2 separate regions of the Mus musculus genome follow, and region 1 is linked to region 2. A link is a contact called in ENCODE Hi-C or POLR2A ChIA-PET data. All regions are on one chromosome and are shown on one strand. Each heading gives the region's core, a stretch centred on a gene start or an enhancer-like site at or near the end of the contact. The rest is flanking DNA. Distances are from core to core; before and after follow the strand shown.

Evidence for each region. Hi-C counts contacts between places; a loop is a spot of excess contacts on that map. ChIA-PET counts read pairs that join two places held with the same protein, here RNA polymerase II (POLR2A).
Region 1: a loop to region 2 is called in a map of T-helper 17 cell, with 6 times the contacts of the local background. The contact joins the promoter of Ccz1 here to the promoter of Eif2ak1 in region 2. A Hi-C loop is called at or near these places in 1 of 37 maps with a recorded cell type or tissue (T-helper 17 cell). POLR2A ChIA-PET finds 5 or more read pairs at or near these places in 2 of 5 experiments (Patski and embryonic stem cell).

What each region holds. Positions count from the first base shown.
Region 1 is chr5:144,013,556-144,016,737 of GRCm38, reverse strand. It overlaps Ccz1 (CCZ1 vacuolar protein trafficking and biogenesis associated), which reads left to right and starts at 1,885. Exons shown (of 15, transcript NM_177682.3): 1 at 1,885-2,039. The coding sequence starts at 1,926. It overlaps Gm24311 (a small nuclear RNA gene), which reads right to left and starts at 2,740; the gene lies at 2,637-2,740. It overlaps Gm33427 (a long non-coding RNA gene), which reads right to left and starts at 1,579. Exons shown (of 2, transcript XR_377194.2): 1 at 762-1,579; 2 at 1-43.
Region 2 is chr5:143,816,146-143,819,572 of GRCm38, reverse strand. Eif2ak1 (eukaryotic translation initiation factor 2 alpha kinase 1) reads right to left here and starts at 1,781. Exons shown (of 15, transcript NM_013557.2): 1 at 1,565-1,781. The coding sequence starts at 1,682.

The sequences.
Region 1 (3,182 bases), core at 636-3,135, 200 kb before region 2:
AAGAGCTTTGTTTTCATGCTAGACTTGACTATTTCCACCAGCTCTGCAAATGACCAACAAAATATGTTCTCAGCATGGAGTGGAATATTGTGACTTTAAAATGAAGGTCTAGATTGCAATATGTTTTCCATAACTGAAAAACTAAGTCTCTTTTTATTTTCGTCTTGCTTGTTTATAAAATAAGGCTGCAACACTGGCTTTAATTTGAACTATTTTTTTTTTAAATCTAACTACAGTCTTAGCTTGTAGCTTGGTGAAGTAGTTTGGGATTAAATGGACTTGACACTAAAGCCAGCTTTGTGGGTGGCTTAATGGTTGAGTCTGGTGGTGCACATTGGAAATCCCAGAATTTGGAAGTCAAAACATCAGGATCAGGAATTCAAGGCCATTCCTGACTACATATCGATCCTGAAGCCAGGCTATGTGAGACCCTGATTTATTTGCTTATAGGAACAACAAAACTGTTTTTGAGACAGGGACTCATTCTGTAGCTCAGACTATCTTATAGCTGGTAATGCACCTGTTTCAACACCCTGAGCGCCTGTGCCCCCATGCCTAGAGAACCTATAGATTTTCAAAATAGTTCTTTCTGTATCAAAATGAAAATGAAGCACGTATGGGAAACACTTGTCGATTTGCATGCTTACATAGTTCTGTGTAGCAACTACAGTTTAGTGTTGCGTAAACGACTGCTCACGAATCCAATTTCAAGCAAAAACCTACCCCGTATCTCTTCTGTAACGGCTAGGGTATAGGATTACCTCACAAACACTTTAGAAGACAGATGAAATCTGAATCGACAGGATATTTTCCACTAGGCCTGTTGATTTATTCACTGAGAAGACTATAGATTTACAGGTTTTCACTTGTTCCAAGAAAATCAGCTTTGTTGGTGATAGGGTAGATTAAAAAAAAAAGGATTGATTTATTTTATACGTATATGTGTGCTTGCATGAATTTATGTGTGCCACATTTGAGCAAGTGCCCACAGAGGCCAAAAGAGGCATCAGATGCCCTGCAGCTGGAGTTATTGGCCATTATGAGCTGGAACTAAATCCAGGTCCTTAGTGAAAGCAGCCAGTGCTCTTAATTGTAGAACCATCTCTCCAGTTCTGTGGCAAGGTAAATTTGGACATTTTTGCTTTTGCTTATAGTCCATTGCTTATAATTGATGTAAGTAAAAGTGCTATATATTCGAGGTTGACCTTGACTTATGATCCTCCTGCCTCCACCACACCAGGGCGTGCCAGCCACACCCAGTTTATGTGGTGCTGAAGGGGAGAAGCAATTTCAACAAGTTGTCCTCTGACCTTCATACACGTGCCAGGACATCCCCCTCCCTGGAGGACAAATAAATAAATGTAAAACAACAACAACAACAACAACAACAACAACAACAACAAAACCAAAAACCAACCAACAACAGATGTAAACTGGCTACCTTCAAGAAAAATGTGTTCCCCTAAACGTTTTTTCACACTTAAAAAATACCGTATCCATGACGCCTTTAATGCCAGCACCCAGGAGGCTGAGGCATGAGGATCTCTGTGAGTTAGAGGCCAACCTGGTGTACATAGTGAACCCCTATCCAAACAAACAAACAAACAAACAAACAAAAGAAAAGAAACAACACCCCCCCCACCCCAATCCATTGTTACATTTCTCTTGAAATTCGTGGTCTTCGCCTTTAGCCATGACAGCCAGCTGAGAGCTGATATAATTGAAAACACTCCAGCCCAATAAACACGAGGGAACTGGTTCCACACGGACCTATCAGAGAGGGACTGGGCACTGCAGGTTTTTCTTCTGGGTCAGTTTCGAGCTCTTCCGGGCCGCCGGCTAGCGAGGCGGAAGTGCGGTGTTCCCTAAGGCTGCTGCCTCGGAGCGGGCGGAGGGGAGCCTCCCGAAACGGGGGCCGGGCCGGGATGGCGGCAGCCGCGGCCGGGCCGGGTGCTTGGGCGGCCCAGGAGAAGCAGTTCCCGCCAGCGCTGCTGAGCTTCTTCATCTACAACCCCCGTTTCGGGCCGCGCGAGGGAGAGGTAAGCCGAAGGGGCCGCGAGCCTGCTCCGTGCCCGGCCCCTGATGCCGCAGCCCGTCCTGGCAACGGAGGTCCCAGGTTAATCCCTCCGCCCGGCTTGAAAGTCTTTCCCATCGCGTCAGGTCTGGGCAATTAAGATCGAACTTGACTCCTCTCTTGGAATCTTCGATTGCAAAGGTGGAGCCAGATTGGTAGGACAGAGCTCCCAAAAGAGGGAAAATGAAACAAAACTAAAAACTTGGAGGCGCTTCACAAAGTTAATTTTTTCTTTTTTCTTGTTTTCCCCAAAATTGATGTTTTGTTTTCTGGAAATGTTACTGTTACTTTATTTTTCCTTCCGGCTAACTAAAATCTCATTGTGTTTTAACACATTTCTATCCACTAAACTGTTTGGTTGATATCTATGCTGGTTCCAGCTTGTGGCTAATGTCATTAATGTAGCAATAAAGATTTATGTGCAAGCATTTCTGTGATGGTAGGAGTTAAGAGTGCTTTAGGTGTATATTCAGGTATCATAGTCGAACTCTAGTAGAATCATTCTATCTAGGGTAAACATTAGAATGAAATAGTTTTTCACTGTGTCTAGGATAAACGTTGGAAAAAAATGGAACGCTTCACGAATTTGAGTGTCATCCTTGCACAGGGGCCATGCTAATCTCTGTATCATTCCAATTTTAGTATATGTGCTGCCGAAGGGAGCACCCAAAATCGAAGTTATAAGCGTTTTTTTTTACTCCGAGTTGACAGTGGCAACTTCCTCAAAACATGCCTAGAACTGTGTTTTGTTGCAAGCAGATCAAAGCCCTATTTAGGGGCTGGTGAGATGGCTCAGTGGGTAAGAGCACCCGACTGCTCTTCTGAAGGTCCGAAGTTCAAATCCCAGCAACCACATGGTGGCTCACAACCACCCGTAATGAGATCTGATGCCCTCTTCTGGTGTGTCTGAAGACAGCTACAGTGTACTTACATATAATAAATAAATAAATAAATAAATAAATAAATAAGTACTTACATATAATAAATAAATAAATAAATAAATAAATAAATCTTAAAAAAAAAAAGCCCTATTTAGAGGCTGTCAGCCCAAGTGCTCCCGAACCAACTTGGTGCAATTGTGGATCCTGTATTCTTGTACACGCGCACA
Region 2 (3,427 bases), core at 532-3,031:
AGACTGGCTTCGAGACTGCGGTCTGCTGCAGCGAGACTGCGGTCTGCTGCAGCGAGACTGCGGTCTGCTGCAGCGAGACTGCGGTCTGCTGCAGAATTCCTACAGCGAACTGCGATTGCTCATTGAGGCTTTGACTTTTCTGACTCCACCGTGAACTGGCAGTATGATCTCTTCAAAGCATTCAGACCACCTGTAAGACATCACCTAACTCTTGGCCTTACACCCATTAAAAGTGATACTGAACGTTCCACAGACCTTTCTATGTTTAAAGGCAAAGAATCAGCTGTGGGTGAATACTCGTCATCTCTTTAGAAGAGGCATCACCACGGAAGCAGAGCCGTATTAACAGGAAGAGGGCAGAAGTTCGAAAGTTTGTCCTCGCTCACTCCCTTCCGGAATAATCTTTGGTGTGCAGACACTCTTATCACGGCGTCACAGAAGAGATGGACCTGCATGTTTACAGCTGGGCCCTCTCCTAGGACACACACTTGCTCGGCTCACGGGCTACAGTAACATGCCACTTGCCGTGTGGGGAAAATCTGCATATTCATTTAAAAGTTATCTTACAACCAGCCTCTATACAGCCTACTGAGTCACCACGATGAACAACTTTTATTTCTCATTGTGGTCAATTATTACAGGCAGGATTTAAAAATGAAAATGGAGAAGAAAAAAAAAAAACCCTGAATTTAGTGTACACTCCTAACTCCACTACAACATACTCATTTCTAGCTTTACTGTAACCTTATAAGCATTCTGTGTATACAGCTAAAACCTCCTTGGATGTATGTTTTGGGGGCTGGAAGATAAACCCAGGATCTCACTCATCCTAAAACATTCTCTGTCACTGCTCCACCGTCATTATCCTTTTTTGTTAGTTCGAGATAGAGTCGTATGTACTTCAAACTGCCCTGGAACTCAACATGAAGCTCAGGCTTGCCCTTCAAGTCCCGATCCTCCTGCCTCCACTTTCCATACGTCTGGGTTACAAGAGTGCACCACGACTCGGTGTATTCACTATCGAGAGCACAATTTCAGTTTTAAAACGGCTCAAGCAACTGGTACCAACCAACTGCACTTTCTGTAAAATACCAGAACGTTAACCTACATAAGAATCGATGTTTTGAAGACGACGCGCCTTACGTTACACAATTTGATTTACATGTATCAAAAGCCTCAAGAAAACTGGAGCGTTCGTGTACTACCTCGCTAAAAGAAATCATTACTTATCTAATCTTTACTTATCTAATCTCATTCTAGCAGTGAACAAAGATTACACTCAGCGAAGAAAAACAAGAAGCGAAAAGCGGCCTCGGGGAAGTGGCGCAAAACAGAAGTCAAGAAATACAAATGCCCACAAACGGGTAGAGCGTAGACGCTCTTGTAGTAAATATTTACCTAACCCTTGACAGCCTGCCCGCCACCTCCCGGTGCCCTACAGCTCTGGGCCCGAGTTCGAGCCCCGAGGCGGCCTAGGATCTTAGGTGACCACCGGGGACCACTGGCGCGCAGGAACTCATATGAACAGCGAACCGTGGGACTGCGCGAGCCATCCCTGTCTCACCATCATACTTGGGGTCCGACACCTCTGCGGGGAAGTCGATGGCAGGAGGCGCGGCCACCGCCCCCGCCGCGTCGTCGTCCGTGTCGCGCTCGCCGTCCACGGAGCTGCCCCCCAGCATTGCCGTTCGGAGCGTGGATAGTAACCTCGCTCTGCCGGTCCCCAGACGCTGCCGGCCACTAGAGCCTCCCCCCAAGCCGGAAGTAACACAAGAGCCAACGGAAGTCCCGCCCCAGTGACCAGGAAGTTTCTGTAGGGGGGCGGGCTCTCGCTGTCCCGCCCCTTTTTTCTCTAAAGGAAATGATTGGCTGATCCACTGCGGGTGTGCCCCGAGTGGGCAGGACAAGCAGGGGTGTGCTGGCGCGGCGTGGTGCGGCGCTGCCTGTGTAGGAAGGACCTTTCTCCTTGACCCTGTGGGTTGTGTCTGGTTCTCTGTTCTTCCCATATTATCCCTGTAGGCATCATAAACGCTCAGATCTCACACCTGCAAACTTTTCTCTGGAAAGTATAATAAGCAAGGGGACCCACACTCGGAAAGACAAAGACCGCGTGTTTCTCGCTCAAATGCAGATATCCTAACCTGTAATGGATATACGTGGGAGTAAGTGTGGGTAAAGCCTAACAAACCAGAAAGAAGACCAGAGAGAGTGAAAACTGATGTTGGGGCAAGGGCAAAGTAAATAAACCGAGGGGAAGATACATGGTGCGCGGGGGAGGGAGCGGGGAGACCGGGAAAGTAGAAGCAGTATTTTATGGATGTTGGTATATCAACTCTGCCTTCATATGTGTGTCTGTTGCCTATGGAGGCCAGAAGAGGGCATCAGATCCCCTGGGACTGGAGTTACAGAGGACTGATAACTGATGAGAATTGGACTAGGTCCTCTGCAAGAGCAGCAAATGCTGTTGACTACTGAACCGTCTCTCCAACCTCTTCTTTGTGTTTTAATTTCGAAAATCCAGCCATCTAAGGGACCTAATTTTAGAAGTGATGCATATATATATATATATATATATATATATATATATATATATATATATATGTACATGTATATGTATAAGTGATACGTATATATATAAAATAACTATCTTTTAAAAAAATCACCCATCGTAGTGGTTTATATGCTTCTAATTTTTAAATTTGAGCACTTGAGAGGTAGAAATGAGAGGACCAGGTGTTCAAGTACATAGTGAGTTTGAGGCCAGGCTGACTTAAATGATACCCTGTTTCAGAACAAAAACAAATTTATCTACAAGTCCTGACTCGAGTAGAGCAAACTTGCTTTGATCCATCACAGACCATAGCAAAATGGGAAATGCCAGAGAGAATCTAATCTAAAGGAAATTCTTGGGTTTTGAGACTAACTTTCCAGTTGGTTTCAAACCAAAGGTTTTTTTTTTCCTTGTGACCACCTGGAACCCACCCACCCACCTCCAAAGCTACCCTAGATGATGAAGTTAAGATTCAAAAATCGATGCTGGGACTTGGGAGTAAGTTTACTTGTTGCTCAAGCCTAAGGACCTGAATTCAAATCCCCAGAAACCCACACAAAAGCCATTGGCTACAACTGTGCATGTTATACTAGAACCTGCAAGGGACAGAAACTGGAGAATCCTTGGGGCTTGTTGGCCAGCCAGTCTTACCTAATCAGAGAGCTCCAGGATCGATGAGGAGCCCTGTCTCAAACACACACACACACACACACACACACATACATACATATGCATATATATGGTGGAGAAGGCTCAGTGGTTGAGAGCACTTGTTTTCAGAGGACCTGAGTTTGGTTTTCAGCACCATGTCTAGCAGCTCAAAACTATCTGTAACTCCAGCTCCAGGGGATCCAACACCTTCTGGCCTCTGTGGGC